2 separate regions of the Homo sapiens genome follow, and region 1 is linked to region 2. The links are chromatin loops, found by intact Hi-C in ENCODE. Cell type or tissue: PC-3. All regions are shown on one strand. Links, peaks and the distances in the headings refer to the core of each region. The heading gives the core; the rest is flanking DNA.

Evidence for each region. Hi-C counts contacts between places; a loop is a spot of excess contacts. Peaks named below come from ENCODE experiments on the same cell type or tissue, not always from the same donor. Only the 100,000 strongest peaks of a DNase experiment are listed, where the experiment ranks them.
Region 1: it touches region 2 in a loop (2.0-fold over the local background); 7 of 110 quality-filtered maps call a loop at or near these places.

What each region holds. Positions count from the first base shown.
Region 1 is chr9:21,546,795-21,552,184 of GRCh38, forward strand. The region is part of intron 1 of MIR31HG (MIR31 host gene); the gene reads right to left. Among named protein-coding and RNA genes, the nearest start is that of MIR31HG, 10 kb to the right of the region's middle. In PC-3, for the core only: no CTCF peak of the experiment used is centred there; DNase peaks (open chromatin) are centred at 2,707 and 2,827; H3K4me3 peaks cover 3,828 bases; H3K27ac peaks cover 5,000 bases.
Region 2 is chr9:21,463,692-21,469,081 of GRCh38, forward strand. All of the region lies in intron 2 of MIR31HG (MIR31 host gene), which reads right to left. Among named protein-coding and RNA genes, the nearest start is that of IFNE, 16 kb to the right of the region's middle. RefSeq lists a silencer at 2,422-2,501. In PC-3, for the core only: a CTCF peak has its summit at 2,420 (motif pointing right); a DNase peak (open chromatin) is centred at 2,430.

The DNA of each region.
Region 1 (5,390 bases), core at 158-5,157, 83 kb after region 2:
AGGTGGCAATTTCAAAACCTTCCCCTAAAACCAGTATTCTCAAGTCTTTTAAACTCATAACTAACCAAGCAGAAAACTCTCATATAAAAAGTCCAGCAGAGCTATGAGTGGTTAGACAGGTTAACGCCAACCTACAGAGGAATGGAACAGAAAATACACATCAAAATCATTCAGGGATCAAGGGCAGCAAACTCTTGAAATGGTTAGAGAAATCATGGTGTGGCATATTTCTCTTAGGCAAGCAGGGTCATTTCTGAGTTGGTCCTTCTCAGTAACCCAAATGAATGAATGCTCTTTTAAAGTGCCCATTAACTGAGGTGCATTTTTCTGGCTGTTTTTATAAAGTGCATGCCATAACAGGTACTTGTTTGGACAAAGATAAACATCGCTTTGTGTTCACATGCAAGTATGGCTTGTCACTTGGCACTTTGTGAATTACTTCTCAAAAAGAAGTCCTACTTTCAGCAGTTCTTGAGGAAACAGACAAGGGATCTCCCTACAGCCACTGATTTTAGGAGGTAGGGATTAAAAGTGTCAGGAACAGAGCATCTATTTTTGCTCATGTTTTAATTGGAAGTATAGTTACCACTCAAGCCAACTGGAAGCAGAAAAGCCTTCAAGATAATACATTAGAAGAAAAGTTAAGAGGGACACTGAAGATCATAATCCAATTGAAGAAAGAACCATTGAGTCATAGGATATGAAAATTTGGATGGAACCTTTATTAAACTAGACGGGATAGTCTAATAGCTTCATTTAACCAATTCAGAAAAGTATAAAAACAAGTCTTCAGTGAGACCTCTTACCCTACAAGAAATACAAAATCTATAATAAAGATCAAGTAATAAAATAGGGCTTGCAGTTCCTAACCATTCACAGTGGACATGCTCCCAACACCTGCAATATACATACATTTTTACTTTCTGTGTTTAATGCTGTTTCTACAAATTCTGCCACGTGTATATGATCATCCGGCCATGCAGTAAAAAAGCATCACTCTAAAGTGGTATGGTCTATATTGGAAAGCAAGTGTTACTCCAGCACCTAAGTTTCTAAATACTTGAATATTTTTGCCTCCCACCAGAACTGACTATAAATATAATTATTAACCATCCCAGACAAACTATAAAGACTCAAATAAAAGTAGACTCAAAGGATAAACATATTGCATATTGAAGAATGCTACTAGAATGAATATGTCATCCTATAGTTTGGATTAATAGGGCTCAAACTATGAAATGTGTCATGTCATTTCAGAAAAAGCAAAAAAGTTTGAATGTAGAGAGAAAGGAGTAGGAGTTCATATAGCCACTAGACTCACATTTTTTACATGAACCATTGTAGGATATGCATTTTACATCATGACCTGGTACACAATACATACATAACTAAAACAAAACTTTTACAAAGCAAGACTTACCGCTATGTGCAATGCACTATGATATTTCTCTATTTCTATTTAACTTCTTAAGTAATGCTCATGGTGACCCACAAAACTGATTTCATGATACACTAATGAATCAGATCCACATTTTGAAAAACATTATACCAGAAGACTATCAAATCTTCTTGCCCATGGCATATTATTCATAAATCCCAGCATTCTTCCCAGCAAGTTCAGCTAAGCTTCAGAACCCATTTCAAACAAGCATTCCAGGCAGCGAGTATCAACTATAGTTGGGACACAGTCACCACCTAAGTTTTAAGAGGACAAAGTGCAGGGACAGAGTAGCTATTTTTATTATTTTGCACTGTTTGTACCCCCAGTGCTTGCAGAGCATCCAGAACAGAGCGGGCACTCAAATAACCACTAAGAGGTGAATCAGTAAACGACCACTAAGAAGATCAGAGGGTAAGCTTCGGTTTCTGAAGGCCCTCTGTAGCTCCTTGCACTCCATCTTTTGGCTACTTTGCTATCTTTAAATATAAAGCTTTCAAAATTCAATCACTTTGAGTACTGTATGTACCGTCCCTGCTCTCCAAACTCCACCTTTTAATAACAGTTACCTGTACTAGGCTACTTGATGGTGCCTCTGTTATTTTCAAAAACAATTAGTTTACACTTAAGGAATTACCAAAAAAGATTACAAATCATGATAGAGTCCCTTGATAACTGGAAAGAAGGACCTGCCAAAACATGGACTGGATATTAGTGCATGTATTTTCTTATTTCAACCCTTCAACAATCTATTTAGTTTCATATCATCAACCCATTTTACTGGTGGGAAACCAAACACTTGGAAAAAAGAAGTGAGGTCACACAATTAGTAAATGCTTGGCAGAGCCAGGATTTTAAACTAGGTATTTCATTGCTCTTTATTATACCTCAGCTGCTCTTAAAAATGGCATTTAAATTACAAAGAAACAATGACCAGAAGCCTCAAACCCATTTGAAGTGTGTGAATTGTTAACAAGTTATCGTGTTGGAAAAATAAAACCCTATAACTTAGTAATATACTTCATCACATAACTTTACTTTTTCTTTGCCAAATCTTTGTGAGTTATTCACTGCTGGGTATGTTTTTCTTGGCAGCTGTTAATCTTGGCTCCGACATAAGTTCTTACTGTAGAGTAATTCAGATACGTTAAGTCCTCTATTACACAGAGAAAAAACAAGACTCTCTCTCGTGTGTATGCGTGTGTGTGTGTGTGTGTGTGTGTTTATATTGCTCATGTCCAAGAGGAAATAAAAAATGGAAACAATATAAATTGGGGGTGTGTGCATCGGGCAGTTAAAAGACTTTGAAGGCAGAATCAACAATTTTGGCCTTTTGGCTCTCAGCAGAAGTAGTGTAAGGAAATGGAGCGGAAAAGAACAGTACGGGTCAGGTTTAACTCACATGCACCCCCACACAAGTGTACGCTGCTTGACGTAGTCACAAAACCTGCAATGTGTAATTTGCCCAATCATGACCATGAGTCACTGTAAAAGTTACTAAGAAGGTTGTTCAAAAAAAGCATATTTTTGTTATAACTTTAGTTCTCAACCAGGAACAATTTAGGGAACATTTGGCAATGTCTGGAGACATTTTTGGCTGACACTACTGGGTAAAAGACAGGGATGCTGCTAAACATCCCACAATGCACAGGACAGCCCCCCATAACAAGACATTATATGGGCAAAATGTCAGTAGTACCAAGGTTGAGAAACCCTGGTTTTCAGTGCAATAATATTTCGTGGACAACACAACTACTATACTCCAGCTGCCTCTCTGATCCTGTCTCCTCATCTGTAAAATAAAGATGATTATAGTGCCTCTTCATTGTGTTGTTGTGAGGATTGAGTCTGATTTATGTAAAGCATTTAAAACTACGCCTATGACATAAGTAGGTGCTAAATAAATGTCACTCTTATCACCACCAGCATCATCATCATCAAAGCTTACCACCATGCGGCATGACCCTTTATTAGGTGAATTCTCGGGGTGAAAGAGGATTCTGTGTTAAAATAAAGTTGGAAAATGGTAGGTTAAAATCAGACAAGTTTCTTTGTTGTGTAAATGCTTGGAATCTCTAATAAGCAAAAAATATAGGACATGGAGAATTTCACATTGATCTGACCAAAGAATCCTATGCAGAATCTTGCAGGACTGAACACTTTTAGGGAAAGGCCGGTGTGGTGAAAGGGCATATACTGAGACTCTATAAACAGGATTCAGCTCTTGAGTCTATCACTTATCTGCCATGAAGCTGGGTAAGGCCCTTGACTTTCCTTGGCCTCAGTGATCACCAACGCAAAAAAAAAAAAAAGCCCTTCCAGATCAGAAAGTCTCAGCTTCTCTGATGCTCCTGGTTGTAGCATATCACTGCAGACCTCAAAGACATGCACTGTCAGATGTCAAGGACACCAGGGTCAAGCAAAATGAAGAGCTATGACAATTCCCAGGATAATTATGCTCCCCAAATTCCTGTTACTAAGGAAGCTCAAATATCCAATGTGGGAAATCAAGAGGAACATGATATAAAAACTAGCCTTATCTGTTGTGTTTTTGCAAATGCAGTCTAACTTTTTAAACAGAAAGCAAAACTAGCAAAGAACAATATGGTGCAATTTTTTAAAAATCTCAACTACCTAAAGTGTAGACCAGTATTATCTCCTCAATTATCTTTTAGGTGCTAAATAAAATCAGCACAGAATACGGCAAGAAAGGATTGCTACCTCAAGGAACTAAAACTCTATTTGGGGAGGAAAATGCACATATATCAGACATCCCGTGAGTGCTGACAGTTTAAACAAAGACCAATGGGAGCAGAGTCATCTCAGTTATTGCCATTTTTGATAAGTCAAATGCACAACAGCAAAATACAAAATAAAATTTAAAAATGAAATATAAACATTTATCTTTTCGTTTGGGTTTCCAAGTAAGTGTTTTATACCACCTTATTGTTCAGCCATCATTGACAGGGGCCAGGAAGGTATTTAAACTGCAGGGTATGTGTACTATTTGTCATTCACTATACTCTTCCTCCCTGAGTGCACTGGTAAAAGTTTGGCCTGAATCCTCCATGCATGACAGAGATGTACTTTTCTGGGATACAAAGTGAAATGAGTATGCCTCGTATTGTCCAGGGCACGATTTCTTCATATTACAACCTTAAGATATTTTAAATTGTATAACTGGAATCTTTTACTCTGGAAGAATAGCCAGTGTACATATAGGTTATCCTTTCTTTTAATCCATTAAAGTCCATACCCATTTCATGACTCTGCATGGCATCTGTAATCTTGGGGTCAGGGAGGGAGAAACCAAGGTGTATGCTAAGACTCTTCTGTCCTCAGCAACCCTCTTAACCCAGGTACTGCTTAGATTGAACAGGCCGTGGTAACTGATAAGCAACATCTGCTCATTTCCTCATTGTTCACTCTCATACATGACTATGCATAAACTAGTGTCATTTTCTAGAATTCCATAGGTTCCACTAACTCTATTTCTGATGACAAACTTGTTTGTCTTTTTTTCTTTCGAAACCTTATGTTTCAGATGAATTTAAATGTAGTCCCTGTTTTTCATTTCCAGACACAAAAAGAGACAATGGCTTCCTCTTTTCAAACTGCTTTAGAATATTCTTTTGTTCAGAATCTCTTTCAAAATGTTGAGGTTTGGTTGTCTTTGGTGGTGTCCCAGAATGATGGTTTACATCATCCCGCTCTCAACCTCTCCCCCCATGCACAAGCTTTGCTTTCCTAGAATATAACCACTCTGCTCTGGTGAGCCTCAAAAGAAAAATTCTGATTTTAAAAATCTAAAGCTTTAATTACTTTTACTATTTAAAAGCCATTTTCCATTATAAAATTTATCATATAAATTTGTCTAGTTTTGTCTTTAACCTTTTTGCTTTGACCTTTGAACATACCCTGTTATCAATGTTTTTGCTATTAAAGCTCCTTT
Region 2 (5,390 bases), core at 146-5,145:
TGGGGACACAGCCAAACTATATCAGAATCTATAAACCCCCCTTATAAAACTATGAGACTTATTCACTATCAAGAGAACAGCACAGGAAAGACCCGCCCCCCATGATTCGATTACCTCCCACCAGTTCTCTCTCAAAACACATGGGAATTGTGGGAGCTACAATTCAAGATGAGATTTGGATGGAGACACAGCCAAACCATTTCACCTTATTTATCTTTTTTGATCTTTGTTGGCTTAAAGTCCATTTTGTCTGAAATTAAAATAGCAACCCCTGCTTTTTTCTGTTTTCTGTTTGCTTGGTAGATTTTTCTTCAGCCCTTATTTTGAGCATACAGATGGCATTCGAGATGGGTCTCTTGAAGAGACCCTACCATTGGGTCTTGCTTCTTTATCCAACTTGCCATAATGTGCCTTTTAAGTGGGGCATTTAGCCCATTTGCTTTCAAGGTTCATATTAATATATGTGGATTTCACCCTGTCATCATGCTATTAATTGATTAGAAAGCAGGCTTGTTTGTGCATTGCTTTATAGTGTCACTGGTCTGTGTGCTTAAGTGTGCTTTTGTAGTGGCTGGCGATGTTTTTTTCCTTTCCATATTTGGCATTCTTTTCAGGACCTCTTGTAAGGCAGGTCTGGTAGTAACAAATTCCCTTGGCATTTGCTTGTCTGAAAAGAATTTTATTTCTCTTTCACTTATGAAGCCTAGTTTGGCTGGATATGAAATTCTTGGTTGGAATTTTTTTTTCTTTAGAAATGCTACCTAAAGGTCCCTCATCTCTTCTCATTTGCAGAATTTCTGTGGAAAGGTCCACTGTTAGCCTTATGTGGTTCCCTTTGTAGATGACCTGCCCCTTCTCTCTAGCTGCCTTTCACATTTTTCTTTCATTTTGACCTTGGAGAATCTGATGATTATATATCTTGAGGATGGTGTGTAATATCTCGTGGGGGTTCTCTGTAATTCATGAATTTGAATGTTGGCCTCTCTAAGTGAGGTCGAGGAAGTTTTCATGGATGATATTCTGAAACATGTTTTCCAAGTTGATTGCTTTTTCCCTGTTTCTTTCAGGGATGCCAACGAGTTATAGATTTCATCTCTTGCCATAATCCCATATTTCTTGGAGGTTTTGTTTGTTCTTTTTTATTCATTTTTCTTTATTTTTGTCTGACTGAGTTATTTAGGAGAGGCAGTCTTTGAGCTCTGAGATTCTTTCCTCAGCTTGGAACTAGTGCAGTTGTTTGAAAGAAAAAAAGGAACTCTGGCTTTTTTGCTGGTTCTTTCTTGTGCTGGTTCTTTCTCATTTGTGTGGGCTGATGTTCCTTCAATCTTTGAAGTTTCTGTCCTTTTGATGGATATTTTCTTTTTTTCTTTGATGCCCTTGGGGGTTTGATTATGGTATAAGTTGGGTTTAGTTGACAGGCTTCAATATTAGTCTGCTCCTGGGTCTTGGAGGAGCCCCCCCGATTACTGCCTACATGCCTGTGCTTCTTTTTTTGGGTGTTTTGATCCGCAGGACTCCCTTAGGCAGGGCCACCATTGGCAGATATGCTGTATCCATGCCAGGTCAGCCCTAATCTGCTGTCTGTGTGCTTTCTGGGGAAACACAGGGTTACACCTGTCCACAGAGTTCAGGTGGAAGTGGGACCGCTGGGTTGGAAGTTCTAGCAGGTGTGGGCCATCTGGCTATGAGAGGTGGGGGTTGGTGGGGCTACCCTCCCTGTCATGCAGGTGTTTCCGGGGCAACAGGAACCTGTGCCGCTTTGCAAATTCAGGCAGAAATAGGACCACCAATCTAGAAGTTCTAGTGGACATGGCTTATCTGGGCTACCAGTGGCAAGGGTGGATGGGAATGCCTGCCCTGCTGTCTAGATGCTTCCTGGGAAAACAGGAGGCTGCACCCACTGTTTAAGTTCCCACAGAATTAGGAACACTGGGTCAGAAGCTCTGGCAGCTGTTGACAGCCTGAGTGCCAGTGGCCAGGGTGGGTGGGGTCACATGCTCTGTTCTCCTGGTGTTTTACTTGTTTTGCTTATAAAGGGAAATGTTCATTAAGATTCTACCTTTAGCTGGGTGTGGTGGCTCATGCCTGTAATCCCAGTACTTTGGGAGGCCAAGGCAGGAGGATCCCTTGAGCCTAGGAGTTTGAGATAAGCTTGGGCAACATGGCCAAATTCCTTCTCTACAAAAAATAGAAAAGGCATGGTGTACACCTGTAGTCCCAGCTACTTGAGAGGCTAAGATGGGAAGATCATCTGAGCCTGGGGAGGCTGAGGCTGCAGTGAGCTGTGATTGTGCCACTCCACTCCAGCCTGGGCAACACAGCAAGATCCTGTCTTAAAAAAAAAAAAAAGAAAAAAAAAGATTCTACCTTGAAGCTGTTTTCCTGGAATGCATCTAAATGGGAGAGTCCAGTTTGAACCAGTAGAGGGCAGAATAACATTTAGCATTCATCACTGGAATGTGTTTGCACATGAGGTGTATCAACAGTAAGGAAACAAAATAACTCTAGATATTCATGTGTCTTAGTAAGTACATTTGGTTAATTAACATAAGGCCATGTTATGTTCATCATTAATGAACCCAGCCAAGACTTTTTTTTTTAACCAACACTCAACTGCTTAAATGCCTTGCTCATCAAAGAGACACCAGAGAACAAAGCTAAGTTATAAAAAATAAGGATGGAAAAGCTTCCAAATATCCCTTAAAAAACAATTATATTGGAAGGTCTAATGGGGTCAGATTAGATAATAAATAACAATCTAGAACTAGTATTAGGCTAATATCACTGATTTTATGCTTACCTTTTAAAACTTTATTCTGTGTTATTTATTTATTCTAGATTCCCATAAATATATTTACCACTTAAACTGAAAGACCCATAGAAGACATTTTTAAAAATTATTTCCACACTAGTTTTTCCAATTGATAAGGTGATCAGTAACATAGATTTTTGATCCAACTACTGGGAACAATTTAAAACAATCTGTTCATCAATATTGAATAAGAAAAATAAACTATCATCTCAAATATTTTGATGAGATATTTGCAAAGAAATTATATTCAGTCATAATTTCTAAGACTTCAAATTAATGAGAAACAGATATGTGCAAATGAGATCAGGCATGTTTCTTTTTAAACAAGTGAAATTATAAACAAAAATATTCTTCTAAAAAATTAGGTAAAAGGCAGCAATGTCTACTTTCCCCTGAAATATTTAATATTGTGGTGAAATAATAACAATGTAAAACATTATGAAACAAGCAAGAGGAATTAAAGTTATAACATGAAGACAATTTGGTCATGTAGGGTAAAAATAAGGCTCCTTTTGTTCCCTCTTAATGAACATCACATCATAAATCTAGCCACTCTTGTATCCTCCTATTACCATAAATTGGTTTTTGAAGTTTCTGAACTTTCTATAAATGAAAACACATTTTAGTTTTTCTTTATATTTAGCTTTTTCACTCAATGTTATGTCTGTGAAATCATCCATACTGTTCATGTATGTTGAGTGTGTTGTTTTTTTCAAGTTTTATGAGCCATTTGGATAGTCTCTTTTGTGAAATTCCTGTTCCAATCTTTCTTTTTGGTAAGCACTTTCTCCTTTTCTTATTGATATTGATTTCTCTTTTTATTTTAGTTATTTTTATATATATCCTAGATACAACTACTTTGTTGGGTAAATGTATTGTAAATAACATCTTTCAGATTGAAGCTGATCTTTTTATTCACTTAAAGTTATTAATCTTAATGAAGACTAAGTTATCAAATTTTATTTGATGGTTACTTCACTTTTGTCCTATTTAAGGAAACACTGCTTACAGTAACCAAGTACATAAATATCATGTCATACAGATATGCTCTTATGTTTTCTTCTAGCATTTTTATATGTTTAGCTTTTGCATTTAGGTCTATGATGCATCTTTATTGTACATAGTGAGGTGGGAGTAACATGGATATTCAGTTGACACACAACATTTAAGAAAAACCTTCTAGGCTTATTGAATTGCAGTGACATATTAATTACAAATCAGGTGACCATAAATATGGCCTGTATTTTGGCTCTATGCTCTTCTACTGATCCACTTATTTTTTATCTTTGTCCCAGACAGACTAGCTTAGTATTACTCTTCTGGATTTGTTCTTTTCTTTAAAACTTGTCTAGCCTAGGTCTTTTGTACTCCAGTGTAAATTTCAGAATTTTCTTGTTAATTTCCATAGAAAAATCTGTTACAATTTTATTGAGATTTTTTGAGAAATCAACATCTTAACAATATTGAAACCTCCAATCCATTAACATTGTATATCCTGTCTTCTTCAATCTGTGAGAAGCTTATTCTTTGCCCTTTGAATGTTGGTCATATAGTGGTCATTGGCCAGGACATAAAGAAGCGGGCTGATGCCTATCCTTGTTTTTCTATAGCCTCATCTCTATAGACAACATTCTGTCCACAAGTGAAGAACAAAGCCAGAAGCAAACAGGTGGAATCCTCAGGAGAGTCTTTTTGTAATAAGGAGAAAGATCTCATATTTGATTTTTACTTCTGACAGGCTCTCTGGTCCCATCCCACCTATTCCCCTACCCTACCAGCTGTGAGACCAACAAGAGAGCTGGGCTACACCCAACTTCTGTCCCCTCATACTTGTGAGAATTCCAAACCCCGCAGACCCTGGTCTACTTGGGGGAACCCGATCACAGTCCCACCTCCTAACAGCATGAAGTTTCAAGCTATGCATACTACCTGACTCTTTCCCTTTAATCCCTGTAAAAAAAAAAAAAAAAAAAAAAAAAAAGAAAAGCAATAGCAGCAACAACAAAACCCAGTCTCTGGCAAAATCCAGATTCAGATCTAAAGAAAATATATTAAAAAAAATTTAAAAAAACATTGTTCCAGTGCATGTGAGTAGTAAAATTTCAAACTTCATTGGTAGGCAAATGGCACCATTGGATTGGTCTAAACATCCAATCATTGGTCAAGGGTTGATAATCTCTCCTAGGTGACCACAAAACACCTCCATATGGAGCAGATCCCTGAGAGAAGTTTTCTAATTATAACAGGAATAACTTGTTTCACAATTCCTTTATACAATCTCCTAGAGCAGTGGTTTCCACTTTGGCTTCACTTTGGAATTATCTGAAAAGTTTTAAAAACACTGATGCTGAAGCGCCTGCTTATTTTAGAATTAAAAGGAATTCTTAACAATTAAAAACAATTTTTGACAAGGGAAATGAAAAATTAGAAAATCACCAAAATTATTTTTGAGACTAGTATAAAACTGATTATAGAAGAGGGCTGAATTAGAACAAAACAAAAAAAAAGTTACTACAGATAGAAAATTATCTACGTATAGCTACAAGTAAAATATCAGAAAAATAATCTAGAGACAGGT